2 separate regions of the Homo sapiens genome follow, and region 2 is linked to region 1. Evidence: chromatin loops called from intact Hi-C (ENCODE). Cell type or tissue: PC-3. All regions are shown on one strand. Each heading gives the region's core, and the rest is flanking DNA. Links, peaks and the distances in the headings are about the cores only. Region 1 has its middle 100 kb from the start of UNC5C-AS1. Region 2 overlaps UNC5C-AS1 (UNC5C antisense RNA 1).

Region 1 (8,558 bases), core at 1,588-6,587:
TTGAAACCCTGAACAGACGAACATGAGTTCTGAAATTGAATCAGTAATAAAAAACCTACTCACTCACAAAAAGCTCCAGACCAGAAGGATACACAGCTGAATTCTAGCAGATGTACATAGAAGAGCTGGCACAAGTCCTATTGAAAGTATTCCATAAAATTGAGGTGGAGGGACTCTTCCCTAGTTGATTCTATGAAGCCAACATCACCCTGATACAAAAACCTGGTAAAGACAAATGAAAAAAAAAAAAAACTATCTGCCAATATGTTTGATAAGCACAGATGTAAAAATTATCATTAAAAAAGTTAATTCTACATGATCAAGTAGGCTTCATTCCTGGAATGCAAGGATGGTTCATATATGCACATCAATAAATGTGATTCACCACATAAACAGAATTGAAAACAAAAATCGTATAATCATCTCAAAAGATGCAGAAAAAGCTGTTAATAAAATCTAACAGCTACTCATGAAAAGAACCCTCAAGAAACCAGGTATCCAAGGAACATACCTCAAAATAATAAGAACCATCTATGACAAACCCATAGCCAACATCATACCAAACAAGCAAAGCCTGGAAGCATTCCCCTTGAAAACTGGGAAAAGACAAGGAGATGTAGTCTCATCACTCCTATTCAATACAAAAAGTCTTTGCCTGAGCAATCAGGCAAAAGAAATAAATAAAAGACATCCAAAGAGGAAAATAAGTCAAACTATCTCTCTGTACCAATGATATGATTGTATACCAAGAACAATCCTAAAACCCCTGCTAAAAGTCTCCTGAAACTGATAAATGACTTCAGTAAAGTTTAGGATACAAAATCAACATACAAAAATCAGTAACATTTCTATGCACCAATATGGTTGAAACTGAGAGTCTTATCAAGAACACATTCCCATTTTCAATAGCTTCAGTGAAAAATAAGATACCTGGGAATACACCTAACCAATGAAGTGAAAGATCTCTACAAGGAGAATGATAAAACACTGCAGAAGGAAATCAGAGATGACACAAACAAATAGAAAAACACTCCATGCTCATGGATAGGAAGAATGAATATTGTTAAAAAGACCATACTGCCCAAAGCAATGTACAGATTCAATTCTATTTCTATCAAGGTACCACCATCATTTTTCACAGAACTAGAAAAAAACTATTATAAAATTCATATGGAACCACAAAATAGCCTGAATAGCCAAAGCACTCCTAAGCAAAAAGAATGACCCAGAGGGATTACATTACCCAATTTCAAACTATACTAGAATGCTACAGTAACCAAAACAGCATAATACTGGTACAAAAACAGATATATACACCAATGGAACAGAATGGAGAACCCAGAAATAAAACTGCACACCTACAACCCTCTGACTTATGACAAAGTTGACAAAAATAAGCAATGGGGAAAGGCATCTCTATTCAATAAATGGCTAGCCATGTGCAAATGAATAAAATTATACCCCTATCTTTCACCATATACAAACATTAACTCAAGATGGATTAAATATTTAAATGTAAGACCCCAAACTATAAGAATTCTAGAAGAAAACCCAGGAAACACCATTTGGGACATCAGCCTTGGGAAGGAATTTATGACTAATTCCTCAAAAACAATGGCAACAAAAACAAAACTTGATAAGTGGGACCTAATTAAACTAAAGAACTTCTGCACAGGAAAGAACTATCAACAGAGAATTTACAGAATAGGAGAAAATATTTGACAACTATACATCTGAGAAAGGTCTAATATCCAAATGTATAGGAAATTAAACAATTCAACAAGCAAAAAACATATAATCCCAGTTAAAAATGAGCAAAAGACACAACAGGCATTTCTCATAATACGATAGAAATGCAGCCATCAAACATGCAAAACAAGTTCCACATTACTAATCATCAGATAAATGCAAATCAAAACTGGAATGAGATACCATCTCACATCAGTCAGAATAATTATTATTAAAACATCAATAAACAAATGCAGGCAAAGCTGCAGAGAAAAGGGAAAGTGTAGGTACTATCGGTGGGAATGTCAATTAGTTCAGCCACTGTGAAAAGTAGTTTAGAGATTTATCAAAGAACTTAGAACTACCATTCAACCCAGCAATCCCATTACTGGGTATCCATCTAAAAGAAAATAAATAGTCCTACCAAAAAGACACAGTTACTTGTATGTTCATTGCAGCACTATTCACAATAACAAAGGTATGGAATCAATCTAGGTGCCCATCAATTGTTGACTGGATAAAGAAAATGTGGTATACATATATCATGGATACTATGCAGCCATATGAAAGAACAAAATCATGTCCTTTGCAACAACATAGATGCAACAGGAGGCCATTATCCCAAGTGAATTAACACAGAAACAGTAAACCAAATACCACATGTACTCACTTAGAAGTGGGAGCTAAACAATGGGTACTCATGTACGTAAAGATGGCAACAGTAGACCCTGGGGACTACTAGAGCAGGGATGAAGAGAAGGGGGCAAGGGTTAAAAAACTATTGGGTATTATACTCAGTACCTGGGTGACAGGATCAATCATACCCCAAACGTCAACCTCATACAATATACCCAGGTAACAAATCTGCATGTGTACCCCCTGAATCTAAAATAAAAGTTGAAATTATTTTCAAAATAATAATAAATATCACCATTTTGCAGTCCATAGTGAATTAATGAATTTAGATAAATGATAGATTTGGAAAAAGAGGCATCCACGCTTCCTTTTGGAAATACACAAAACATCCTCTGAAGTATTTATGCCAAAGAATCTAACCTGAAGATGATCAAGCCCATAGATCTAACTTCCCAGTTTCAGGAAAAATGAATCAGAGGAACATATTACATAATTCCATAGGAAAATTCAGACTGTCATGAATTATAAGACGAATGACTCAGCTTCTTCAAAACGTAAATTGCAAGATAAAAGAGAGAAAAGTATTAGTATTTTAAAATTAAAAGACTTACATATATAAACCAATTACAGTCCGAAAAGTTGTTTGTCTCTTGGTCTCACTTGAACATTTTTGTGAAACAACAGGCCATATTTGAACATGGACTATGAGATTTTCTATTAAGTTATTATTTTTAGTGTAGTAGGGATATCAAAAAATTTTTAAAAGCTTGTAGTATGTAGATATATGTATTGAATACAGATTAAAGATATGACTGATATTTGCTTCAAATTAAAATCAAGGAAGGTGAGTGTGGCTATAAATGAAACAAACTGGCACTGAGTTGTAATTGTTGAGTTTGAGTTAATAGGTATATGCCATTGAATTATATTATTTTCTATACCTTTACATATATTTGGAAATTTTTATTTTTTATATAGATATATATAAAATATATATGTATATATATGTGTGCGTGTATATATATATATGTGTGTGTGTGTATATATATATACTTTTTTTTTTTTTTGAGACAGGGTCTCGCTCTGTCACCCGGGCTGGAGTATGGTGGTGCCATCTCGGCTCACTGCAAGCTCCACCTCTTGGGTTCATGCCATTCTCCTGCCTCAGCCTCCCGAGTAGCTGGGACTACAGGTGCCCGCCACCACACATGGCTAATTTTTTGTATTTTTAGTAGAGATGGGGTTTCACCATGTTAGCCAGGATGGTCTCGATCTCCTGACCTCCTGATCCGCCCGCCTCAGCCTCCCAAAGTGCTGGGTTTACAGGCGTGAGCCACCGCGCCCGGCCTATAATATATATTTTTAATTAAAAATAAAGGATATGTGTTTTAGATTTTTGCTATAAGGCCATGAAAAGCACTTTTAATTTTGATGGTTGTATCACCACGTCTTGTGTAGTCCTACAATGGTATACATTTCATACATGACAATTCCTATGATTAAAGTAGCTTCTCCTTGATCTGTTTTGTTTCTGGCACATGAGACACCAGCAACCTTATGGATTAGGACATGTCTTTATGCCCAGGCTCTAAGACATGAGGCTAGAGCTAACAATAAAAGTAATGACTAAGCACTGTCTGTTATTTACCTTTAGTTAGATGCTCAAAGCTTTGCTTTGAATTCAACAATAAGCCAATGTAGTTTTGGCTGAAAATAGTCACTTAATTTTATAGCTTATTGACTTTGACAGTCTAAGAGAACATGAATTGTAGAGAGATTTGATGTACATGGGAATAAAGTGATTGGGCTAGTGTCTTATTATCCTTGCACCTCCACTTTTTCCCATTGTGCCTGGCATACAGTAAGTAATAAATAAATTTTGATTTATCATTTTAAAAAGGAAGAGAGAGGTTGAGGGAAAGAGAGCTAGAGGAAGGGAGGGAGGGAGAATGGAAGGAAGCTGTACCATTTATCTATTGTTGCAATAATGCTGTGTAAAAAGAACCATGAAACCTCAGTGGCATACAAAAATCAGCTTTCTGTGCCCAATTGTCTGGGGTACTTTCTAGGTAGATCTGCTGAACTTTATTGCATTTGCAGGTCTCAGATGAGACAACAGGAATATATTGGCTGTACAACATGTCTCTTACAGTCTAGCAGGCTAGATCAGGTATGTCCTCATGGTAATAGAAACAGTACAAGAGAGAGAGCAAGCTCAATCATTCAAGTACTTTTCCAGCTTCTGCTTGGTCGTGTTTTGCTGCATCCTGCTGACCCAAGCAAGACACACAGCCAATCTGAGAACATTACTAAGTTAGATGACAAAGGACACGAATACCTGGAGCTGGGAAGACTAAGGCCTTTTTTTTGTTTGTTTTGGCCATCTTCCACAACAGAAATAAAAATATTAAATACGTGGCTGAGCACATGGGAGCTCTGAATATTGATTGCTTTTCTCTTTCAACTCCTAAACAAAGACAATTGGAATTATAGTGCCAATTAACTGAATTAACTTTTGGCTTTGATTTTTTTTAGTTCCATTGGAGCTTTTATATCATATTTTCATTAATCCAACAAATATTTATTGAGTTCAACCTCTTTGCAAATATCTGTATAAAGCATTGTCATTTGCACATGGTAACTACTTGATAAATATTGACTTAAACAGCAATTTTAGTCATAGATTCTTTGTCTATGTAGCCCCATTTCTTATTTGGCATCATTATCTCATATCCAAGAGTTGTTCTAGGTGAATCAAGTGTTAGCCTGCTTCTCCACTCCTTATATTTCCTTGGATATGGAGGGAGCCCCATCTTCTAGGATCCTTGGCCTCTGTATCCATATTCTGACTCCACATCAGGTGGACAGCTTTTTAACTAGTGAGCATGGAAGGAGAAACTGAGCACTTGTAGTTCTATCTTTCTATTTCTCTTTATAGAACAGTTTTAAACCAAAGCTATTTTTCTACTTTGATCCTCTAAGAAGTCCCTGTTACTGTGGGAAGAATCCCACCCAATTTGGGGCTGAACACGAAGAAGCTTACTTTGCCTTCCAATAGAAGCCTCCAGTATTCTTTGTATCCACAAAAGAGGCATTTTGGTTTCTGTTTCCTTGATTCTGGTTTAGAACTGGTATGTGGAAAATACATTCTAGTTATGCTTCCCCACCTTCGAGATACATCCAGTAACTCATATTTTATTATTCTCCAGTGACATATTGTACTTATTATCAGAGTGTTGGTAGTCACATGCATTAGAACTAATCCAAAGTAGAATACATGAATACGTTGCCCAGACTACATAATCAGTGGCTTCCTCAAATGTTTTTCCAGGATGGCAGTGTGCATACAGTGCTAAATGCTTGACCAAAAGTTTTAAATATAATCAATTATCTGATCTATAAAATGATTAATATCCAGAACTTTGAAAATATCAAAATGACACCCTTTCTTATATGCTTTTCAGTGTCAACTTTTGTCTGCGGATTTAATTTAAAGTCACTTTTACACTGAAAATTTCAATAGCCTCCATTTTCAATAACATGTTTCTTTTTATTTCCCAAATGATCTACTAACTTTAGTTTTGTGTAGTGTATTTTATGCAAGTATTTTCCCAAACCAGTTGTATAATATATTTTAAAAAATCAAAGATAGCTAGCTAATCTTGCAAATAGAGATGCTGGATATACAAATTTTAAGTGACATCAGCCCTGGCCTATGTTTGAAAATAAAGAGTAGTTAATTTCCGTGATTTACTATTATTTACACTTATTTGCTAACAACTTATATTTAAGCTTATTTTTAACCATCAAAAGAGTATTTCCAGGTATGTAATATAAGTGTTTTGTTTATGAGTAATGAAATTATTATAATTATACTCACAGATTACTTATTTGGTTCCAAACTGAACGGTGAGTAATAATAAAGTGAATTAAACATTATTTATGAGTTAAGCTGTACCTTTTCATGACCTACTGTGCTTTCAGTGGTAAGCAAGGGCATAGGAAAGATAAGATCTATCATATCTTATCTTTCTATCTTGTATTTCTATCTCCATAGAAATACAGTTCATCCTTCTTGTTCAAAAAGTGTTTGGATAGGGTTCACTACTGATTTGAAATTTAAATAAAATTTTGCTCCGGAGTGAGAAGATTTTGTTAGTCATGCATGTATTGCTTTTTTTCTAATATGACCTCTGTTTTCAAATGAATGACTTGTTCCTCTTCAAAAGCTGATGGATTCTATGAGGGGGAAAATCTACTACAGCTTTGAAAGACAACTATTTGCTTTTAATGCTTATTTCAATATTTTTTGATGCAGAAGCTAAAATGCATCAAAACCAATTTTCCTGGTTTTATTTATATCAGGCTTATCATTTTGGAAATGTACTAGGTATACGAATTTAATGGAAGGACTGTGACTTTTCATGCAATCCTAAACATGGCTCTTAATTTAAACATACTGAAAAATGTGAAAAGTGTGGGATAAAAATAACATTGCTTTACTTATACTAGATAGTGGGTCTCTTTGGTTGCATTATATGACTGAGTTGCAAAACAAATATATAGAGTACATATATTGTGTTCTTTTCATATTACCTCTTTTATAGTAGGAAATTGACTGATGTAGTTGATTAAGCCCATTTCACCAGAAAATGAGGCAAAGTTTATTTTACTCTATCTAAAAATAATTTTAAAGGCCAACTCTAATCTCATATGTAAATAGCTATTAGCTAGGTACTAGAGATGCCTTTCATTGTCATCAAAATTAAAACCTTTATATAGCACAAGAAAATAGATTCATTTTGTAAAATAATACTCTTTCATTCTGCCTGGGAAGCCTTGAGGTTTTAGCAATAATAACTGTAGAATTAATATTAACACTTATTTTTGTTCATAGAAAATTATATTTACAGAGATTTAACCTTTTAATTTAAAGATTTAACATTTTAAATTTAACATTTTAATCAGTGGAGTTTTCAGATTTTTTTTTAATTCACAATCGCTGTTGTCCTTAGATGTTTTTTATAGCTCAGATAATTCAAAAGATGAGCATAAATTTAAAAAGCTTAGCCAAGGTCTACCATAAAAGCAAAAAAGAATTATACAGCTCTCTGTGTACAATGGGTAAAACTGTAAAACAAAAATCACTTCTTAAAAAGTATTTTATTGTTCTTTTATTAAATCATTGGACATATATTAAGTGGCAACTTATGCTAGCTACAGCACTAAGTCTGTAAGAAAGAAGGAAAACAAAAATCTGCTAGCATATTTAAGCTTTGTAATTATTTTAGGACACAGGGTTGGGTACTATTATACTCTTTATTTTCTAGATGAACACACTGAAGCTAGCTATGTTAAATAAATTTCCCAGGCTATACAGCTGGGAAATGGTAGAGATTGAATCTGGATTTATGCTTTTTGGCATTATATCATAGATGACTCTTTTTTACTTGATGGTTTATTTGCTTATTTCCTCCACTAGACCCTAAACTCCTTGAATTCTGAAATTTATACATTTTCCTCCCCTTGAAAATACCTTTGCGAATCACATTATCTGGAACTCACTAAATGTGGCACTCACAATAAATGCTTAAACAGTCTCCATTTAAAAGTCATTTTTATTAGTGGGTCTTTCCTATCATATTTAAAATTATAAATCTATCCCATCCCCCCACACCAATTTTCCCTAAGTTTCAACTCTGTCTATTTTCCTTATTCTTATGACCATTTGACACACACACACACACACACACACACACACACACACACATATATATATTTTTTTTATAGGTTTATTATTATCTTTCAATCTTTGCTGGAAACTAAGCTCTATGAAATAAAATGTTTTTGTCTGCTTTTCTCACAGCTGAGACAAAATAGTGCTGGAACATAGTACAACATTTAATAAATATTTGTCGAATGAATTAATAAACATCCGGTTATCGGGATATAAAATAGACATCAGAGAAAACCCAGCTTGAAAGCCACTGCAAAAATCCAGATGCTGACTAGCATGACTAAAATGGTGGTAGTGAAAAGAGGAGAGAAAATAATGAGTCTAAGAAACATTTAAGGGATAAGCAAGGTTGGTCTTGCTTACCAAATAGATAAACATTAGGCAGTGTCTTTTACATGTGCAAAGACTTACATGACATCAAATGAATTCCTGGCATCTTAGAGCTGGAAAAACTTAG
Region 2 (8,558 bases), core at 1,261-6,260, 67 kb after region 1:
ATTTTAAACTGGAACACACTTAGATAATTATATGTATTCATTTTTCTATAAGCAGAGTAGTCATTAGTTTTTCAATAGATTAAATATTGAATGTAATTAAATTCCGATTCAGATTCACAGCAGGCTCTTTACACATAGCAAGTCTATGTGCTAGAACAACAATTATTAGTGAGTACAATAAATAAGTCTCATCTCATAAAATTCAAGAAAAAAATATCATCTGGACAGTAACCTAAAAACTAGACCAGGTAATCACCTGAGGTTCCATTTATTTACATTAATCTTCATTTCTGCATTGTAATTTTCATTTGTTGAATAAATTTCCTCTTACTGCAGATGAGAAGCATTCTACAAATATACCAGAACTAGTCCAGCATTTTTCAAACCTCTATTTTGATGTCACCTAAACACATTTTGAAAGCCCTTCACAAAATATTTAGTTGTTTAATTTTTCATAAAATTCTAGTCATTGCAAATTATATAATTTTTTAACATGTTGTAATTATTGACTTTTAAAATAAAAATTTTATGTCATTTAAAATGTAGCCAGTGGTGTCTACATACCATGGCAATTTTATACTTGTCATTATTCATATAAAAATACATTAATACATCTTTTCAACTGTCCAGAAATGTAATGTCATGACTCTTCTACTTGAACTTATATATCTATTTCACTTACACCGACAATTTTATTAAAATTTAATGAATTATTAGGTTTTAGTCTTTTATTGTTCCCCCATCGTACTTCTCTGCTTTATAATATGTATGTAAATTTAAATTTAATTTTTGAAAAAGTTTATCTGACTATAAGGTGCTGAAGTGCTAAAAATTTCTTTTGATAAAGACATAATTGCAATAATTAGTTGTAAAAATGAGTAAAACAACATAAATATATTACGTTTTTAATAAATTTTATACATAAAGAGCAAAATTTTATTGGAAACTCATTTCTTAATGAGATGGAAGCAGTTCTATTCCCCTGATTAATTTATATATCTGAGGATGAAGATTACTTATTGCCAGACAAAATAGTGGTTCACTATCAATTCTATTCTATTTGATCCACTACCAAATACCGAATCAATTAGATACTCCTCCAAGTTTGTTGAAAGCAAAAAATTCGAAATCATGACGTGCAAATGGATTTGGTATTGTTATTAGACTTATGTACTTCCTCAAAGCAAACACTCACGTTTGTAATTGTCATTTTATTTAATACTGAGAGTAGGGTTTCTACACTATAAGACAATTCAACAATGGTTGCAACACAAGATAGAAGAAAAGGATGCCCCTTTTTTGTGAAGTGTAAGAGAAGGGCAATCGTAGAAGGAAGTGGGAAAAGAAATCAGGCTTAATTTCTCAGTCATGCTTTTTCAGGCTGATACATATTATTTTTAGTACTTATGAAAATTAGAAGACCTCTGATCTATTTCAGCATTCCACTAGCAAAACAATCCATTCTGAAACAACCTTGAGAGGTATTAACAAATATTCCTAGCCCTCCAGGTCCACATTAGCTCAATCCAAGTTTCATTGTCTGAGATGTTCTCATTTTGGAAAAGAGGCAGGGCTGTGGAGGAGGGATTCTTTTGTCCCTCACTAATATCCAAAAATTCCACCCACTTCTTCTGAATTTCCCATTTATCTTAATTGTTCTGGACAGCAGTGAGACTGAGAATAATGATAATATGTACCAAACCATCATGAGACCTCTCTTCCTCTGATGATCTTAACCAAAATCATCATTCTAGAGAACGATATACTTTTAAGGCATGGTGTCATCTCTCCCATCCCCAAACACAGGCACTTACCATTTAGAGTCGGAAGGATCCATTTCTGCAACTACTGAGGATTCAACTTCATTGATTGAATTAACTTTGTTTTACTAGTAACACCGATCATAGTTGTTTTACTTCATTATATAGGTCACATTTTAACATCTTGTCCATACTTATATCAGGGAAAAACTAACCCTCTATGGCATTCCCTTGAGTTAATATAGGCAAACAATTGTCCAGAAAGAAAATGGTATTACATGGATATAAATTTTCTTAAAGACTCTTGCTCCTACTAGTGAAACTTAACTTATATTAAAGCTCACAAATCATCTGACCTAGAGTTTTTCCATGAATTGATATAAGCGTACCAAAATGAAATATTCAGGATTTGCCCATTTCCCTTTTTTGAAAAGTACTTGAACATTTGCCAGTTTTCCAGCCTTAAGTCGTCTCTACTATTTACATTCATTTACCAAATATCAAAATCTTTATATATCTATATGCATATATGCATTATTCTCTGCCCTAGGATTTAATTTGCATTTACATACACACTGCTAATATAAGACATCTAAATTGATTTTAATTTCTCTTAAAATGAGTAACTATTTTACTCTCTGCATTTTGAGAATATTTTCTTGACAGAAAAATAAGGAAGCACCAAGGTGGGAGGACCACTTGAGGCCAGGAGTCTGAGACCAGCTTCAGCAACATAGCAAGACTCCCATCTCTATTTAAAAAAAGACAGCTGGTTTTGGTGGCACACACGTGTAGTCCCAGTTACTCGGGAGGCTGAGGCGGGAGGATTGCTTGAGCCCAGGAATTCAAGGCTACAGTCACACCACTGTACTCCAGGCTAAGAGACACTGCAAGATCCTGGAAAGAAGAAAGAAAAGAAAAGAAGGAAAAAGAAAAAGAAAGAAAAGAAAAGAACAGGAGAGGAGAGGAGAGGGAAGGAAGGAAAAAATAAAAGAAAGAGGAGAGAGGAGAGGAGGAAACAGAAAGATGAGGAAGCAAAATATTAATTTTATTAAATTAATCATAATGTGCTGTTTCTATACTAATTACAATGTTAGAATGCTTTCTGTTTTCATCAATTAGAACAACAATGTATTTATATTTTTGAATGCAGCATTTTAAATATTGGATATCATCTACTTAAGCAGACATGCAAACATAGATGCTTAATGTGTGAACTATTGCATTTCCATAAGCATTTAAATCACTGGTATATATTCTGCTAAATGTATTCCACTGAGGTGGTTATTGTCTGAGGACTTAATTTCCCTTAGGGCAGTTTTTACACTCTAATATTGTCCTTAGCATAAACATATTAGGATTTTTTCATGTGGTAATATTGATATCTGTTCTCAAGACTCAAGCTACAACCTTAAAATTTTTCTCTGAATGAGATCTTTTATATAGTCTTCACAAAATAAATATTACTCATCTCTAATAATTTGTATTAACTAGAAATATCAAATTATTGTCAATATTCTGATATTTAATAATTCCAAATATTTAATAATTCAGGATAGACTAAGAGTGAACTGGAAAATTTCCCAGTCTTAAAAAGTGACAACACATTAACTTAGTCATAACTACTCATAACTTAGTCATAACTAGTCATAACTTAGTCATAACTAGGTGCATAAGAGATGAAATGCCAAAGTTAACACCAGGTCCAGGTAAACTTAAAAAGCAGAAATACACAAACAGGCAGGATAAATTGGAGCACATGAGCCTTCTATTTTCATATGAGTCTCAAATGGATGGATGTCAGGATTGGAATATTTCTAAGTTATTATTCTAATCAAGTCCTGTAGCATTTTTTGAGGACTTTACTCTTACAGGAGCCATAATAGCACCTAGAGATACAAACTTCTTAGCCATAAAAGCTATTCTCCATGTCATCACACTAAAGAAATGAGCACAGATATGCCAATAAATAATGTGCCCAGAGCACGGTGGCTCATGCCTGTAATCCTAGCACTCTGGGAGGCTGAGGGGGGCGAATCACGAGGTCAAGAAATTGAGACCGTCCTGGCCAACATGGTAAAACCCCGTCTCTACTAAAAATACAAAAATTAGCTGGATGTGTTAGGCACACACCTATAGTCTCAGCTACTCAGGAGGCTGAGACAGGAGAATTGCTTGAACCCGGGAGGCGGAGGTTGCAGTGAGCCGAGATCATGCCACTGCACCCTAGCCTAGTGACAGAGCAAGACACCATCTCAAAAAAAAAAAAAAAAAAAGAATTGCTCAGGGAAGGGAGTTATCTTCCTCTCTGGGAGAGGTCGGTGACTATTTCATAGATAACAACTAGGCCACTTTGGTAGATGAATACTCATTTAACAGGGAGACACATAGCTAGTGAATATTAAGTTCTCTTCTGCTCATATGAGATAAAAAGTTGTCATAAGAAGTGACCAGGGCCCACTCCTGCCACCACTGACACATGTGAATGCTGCTGGGAGACCTCAGGACCAGCCCACCCAGTGTACTAGTCTTCAGCAAAGCCTCACCACAGCCTCCACAAACAACCACAGCCTAAGCCACTGAGGAGCTCAAGGACAATACTGATGTTGATCACAGCCAAAGAAATCATATGGAGACCATACTATGGTGCTCACCCCGAACCAAACCAAAGTACACTACCCAGCCAACATTATAGATCCATCAACAGAAAAAAGTATTTTTCTATGAAAATAATTTAATAGGAAAGCTATATCATAAATTTGGAAGAAATTACTGTTAAGCTAGATGCACAAATATTAACTTAAAAACACAGGAAACATAAAAAAGTAAGGAACCTAACACTTTCGAAGGAAAATAATAATTTTCCCATAACATACCCCAAATAAAAGGAAATCTATGAAATGTCTGAACTGAAAAGGAATTCAAAAGAATGACATTAAGGAAACTCAATGAGACACGAGGGAATACAGAACATATAATCAGGAAAACAATTCATGATCTGAATAAGAAATTCAACAAAGGGATATTGTAAGAAACAACTAAACAAAAATAGTGGAACTAAAGAATTCTATAAAATAAAAATACCATCAAGATGTTAACAAGAGACTAGATCAAGCAGGTGAAGTAATTTCAGAACTTGAAGAGAGGTCTTTTGAAATAGCACAATCAGACAAAACAAAAAAAGAATAAAAAAGAATGAAGAACGTCTACATGACATATGGGACACCATCAAGTGAACAAATAATACAATTTTTGGAATTTCAGAAAAGAGATGAGAAAAGGCATTAAAAATCTATTTTATGATAAATCTCCAAACTGCTTTTCACAGTGGTTGAACTAATTTACATTTCCACCAACAGGGTATAAGTGTTCCCTTTTCTCTGCAATCTTACCAATATATGTTATTTTTTATCTTTAATAATGGCCATTTTGACTGCTGTGAAATGGTACCTCACTGGGGTTTTGATTTGCATTTCTCTAATGATTACTGATGTTGAGCATTTTTTTTCACATATTTGTTGGCCACAGCTATGTCTTCTTACGAGAAGGTGTCTTCATATCCTTTGCTCATTTTAATGGGGTTGCTTTTCGCTTGTTGATTTGTTTAAGTTCCTTATAGATTCTGAATATTAAATCTTTGGCAGATGCAGAGTTTGCAAATATTTTCCCCTATTCTCTAGGTTATCTGTTTACTCTATTGATAATTTATTTAGGTCTACCTTGTCAATTTTTGTTTTTGTTGCAATTGCTTTTGGGGACTTAGTCATAGATTCTTTCCCAAGGCTGATACCCCGAATGGTCTTTCCTAGGTTTTCACTAGGATTCTTATAGTTTTAGGTCTTACATTTAAGTTTTAATCTATCTTCAGCTAATTTTCATATAGGATGAAAGGTAGGGGTCCAGTTTCATTCTTCTGCATATGGTGAGCCAGTTATCCTGGAATTTAGGTATACCATTCAAGTCAGCAATCCCATTACTGGGTATATATTGAAAGGAAAATAAAACATTCTACCAAAAAGACACAGGCACTCATATGTTTATTGCAGCAATATGCACAATAGCAAACACATTGTGTCAACCCAGATGCCCATAAATATGAACTAGATAGGGAAAGTATTTGTACATATATGCCATGGAATACTGTGCAGTCATAAAAAATGATGAAATCATGTTATTTTCAGCAACATGGATGCAACTGGAGACCATTAGCCTAAGTGAATTAACACAGGAACAGAAAACCAAATACTAAATGTTTTCACTTGTAAGTGGGAGCTAAACATTGAGTACACAGGGGCATAAAGATGAGAACAATAGACACTAGGACTACTAGAGGGTAGAGGATAGGAATGGAGGCAAGAGTTGAAAAACTATGAGGTACTATGTGCACTACCTGGGTGATGGAATCACTTGTACACCAAACCTTAGCAACATGCAATTTCCCCCATGTAACAAACCTGCACATGTACTCCTGAACCTAAAATAATTTTTTTAAAAAACTAATAAAATAATGAAATAGGGGAAAATTTCTTAATTCTTGGAAGACATATAGACATCAATATTCAAGAAGCTAAAAGTTCCCAAAAGACTCAACCCAAACAGATCCTTTCCAAGGCACATTATAGTCAAACTGTCAAGTCAAAGGAAAAGAGAGAGAATTATATTTTTAAAAAAGCAGGAGAAAAGCATAAAATCACATATAAGGGAATTCCCAACATATTAACAGCAGATTTCTCACCAGAAGCCTTATAGGCCAGGAGAAAATGGGATTATATAGTCACATCAAAAGAAAAAAATGCTACTTAAAAATACTTTACCCAACAAAGTTATCTTTCAGAAACAAAGATGAAATAAAGTATTTCCAAGACAAGCAAAAACCAAGGGAATTCATCACAACTATATTGACCCTATAAGAGATGTTTAGCAGAGACCTACATCTGGAACTAAAGGATAACATCTACCATCATGAGAATATATGAAAGTATAAAACTCATTGGTAGAGCAGATATGCGAGTGAGAAAGAACAAGAAATAAAATATTACTAAAGATAAACAACAGATTGCAAAGATAAACAATAAGAGGCGAAGAAAGGAACAAAGGATATAGAAAACAATCAGAAAACAATTATTAAAAATGGCAAGAGTAAGTCCTCATCTATCAATTAAAAACCTTGAATGTAAATGGTTTAAATTTCCCAATTAAAAGATAAACACTGATACAGCAGATTAAAAATAAAAAAAAAAACAACAACTATACACTGCTTACCAAACCCTTACATCCCTATTAAGTCACACATAGATTGAAAGTAAAGAAATGGAAAAAAAAGATATTCCATGCCAATAGAAATAAAAAATATGCAGGAATACCCGTACTTATATCAGACAAAATAGACTTTACGTCAAAAAACAAGAAAAAAGATTAAGTTTATTATATAATGATAAAGGGGTCAATTCAGCAAGAAGACAAAATACCTTTCAAAGTATTTGCACCTACCAACAAAGAACACAGATATGTAAAGCAAATATTATTGGAGTTAAAGAGAGACATAGACTCTAGTACAATAATAGTTGAGAACTTAAATACCTCACTTTCAGCATAGGACAGATCATTTAGACTTAAATTCAACAAAGAAACAAAAGACTTAAATTGCACTGTAGACCAAATAAACTTCAAAGACATTTATACAATATTTCATCCAACAGCTGTAGAATACATATTCTTCTAATTAGCACATGGAACATTCTCCAGGATAGAACACATATTAGGCCACAACAGGAACTTCAGCAAATATTTTCTTTTTTTTTTTTGAGACAGAGTCTCACTCTGTCCCCCATGCTGGAGTGCAGTGGCACGATCTCGGCTCACTGCAAGCTCCGCCTCCCGGGTTCACACCATTCTCCTGCCTCAGCCTCCCGAGTAGCTGGGACTACAGGTGCCCGCCACCAGACCCGGCTAATTTTTTTGTATTTTTCGTAGAGACAGGGTTCCACCATGTTAGCCAGGATGGTCTCAATCTCCTGACCTCATGATCCACCTGCCTCGGCCTCCCAAAGTGCTGGGATTACAGGCATGAGCCACCACGCCCGGCCAAATTTCAGTAAATATTTTCAAATGGAAATTATATAAAATATCTTCTTAAACAACAATGGAATAAAACTAAAATTCAATAACAGGAGAAACTCTGGAAACTCTACAAATATTAATCCATGGAAATTAAATAGGTGGTCACTTCTAAGACAGCCGAATAGGAATAGCTCCGGTCTGCAGCTCCCAGCAAGATCGACACAGAAGACAGGTGATTTCTGCATTTCCAACTGAGGCACCTGGTTCATATCATTGGGACTGGTTGGACAGTGGGTGCAGCCCACGGAGGGCAAGCTGAAGCAGGGTGGGGTGTTGCCTCACCCACGAAGCACAAGGGGTTGGGGGATTTCCCTTTCCTAGCCAAGGGAAGCTGCGACAGACTGTACCTGGAGAAATGGTACACTCCTGACCAAATACTGAGCATTTCCCACAGTCTTTGCAACCAGCAAACCAGGAGATACCCTCCCGTGCCTGGCTCGGTGGGTCCCACACCCAGGGAGCTTCGCTCACTGCTAGCACAGCAGTCTGAGATCGACCTGTGATGCTACAGCTTGAAGGGGGAAGGGGTGCCTGCCATTGATGGGGCTTGAGTAGCTCACAGTGTAAACAAAGAGGCCAGGAAGCACGAACTGGGCAGAGCCCACTGCAGCTCAGCAAGGCCGCCTGCCTCTATAGATTCCACCTCTGGGGGCAGGTCATAGCAGATTAAAAGGCAGC

The links. A loop is a pair of places that touch in the nucleus more often than their neighbours do. Peaks named below come from ENCODE experiments on the same cell type or tissue, not always from the same donor. Only the 100,000 strongest peaks of a DNase experiment are listed, where the experiment ranks them.
Region 2: it touches region 1 in a loop (10-fold over the local background); 1 of 110 quality-filtered maps calls a loop at or near these places.

The regions. Positions count from the first base shown.
Region 1 is chr4:95,647,526-95,656,083 of GRCh38, reverse strand. No RefSeq gene overlaps it. Among named protein-coding and RNA genes, the nearest start is that of UNC5C-AS1, 100 kb to the right of the region's middle. In PC-3, for the core only: no CTCF peak of the experiment used is centred there; no DNase peak of the experiment used is centred there; H3K27ac peaks cover 484 bases.
Region 2 is chr4:95,580,362-95,588,919 of GRCh38, reverse strand. UNC5C-AS1 (UNC5C antisense RNA 1) reads right to left here. Exons shown (of 5, transcript NR_183914.1): 5 at 1,192-2,657. Among named protein-coding and RNA genes, the nearest start is that of UNC5C-AS1, 35 kb to the right of the region's middle. RefSeq lists an enhancer at 2,808-4,007. In PC-3, for the core only: no CTCF peak of the experiment used is centred there; a DNase peak (open chromatin) is centred at 3,419; H3K27ac peaks cover 1,564 bases.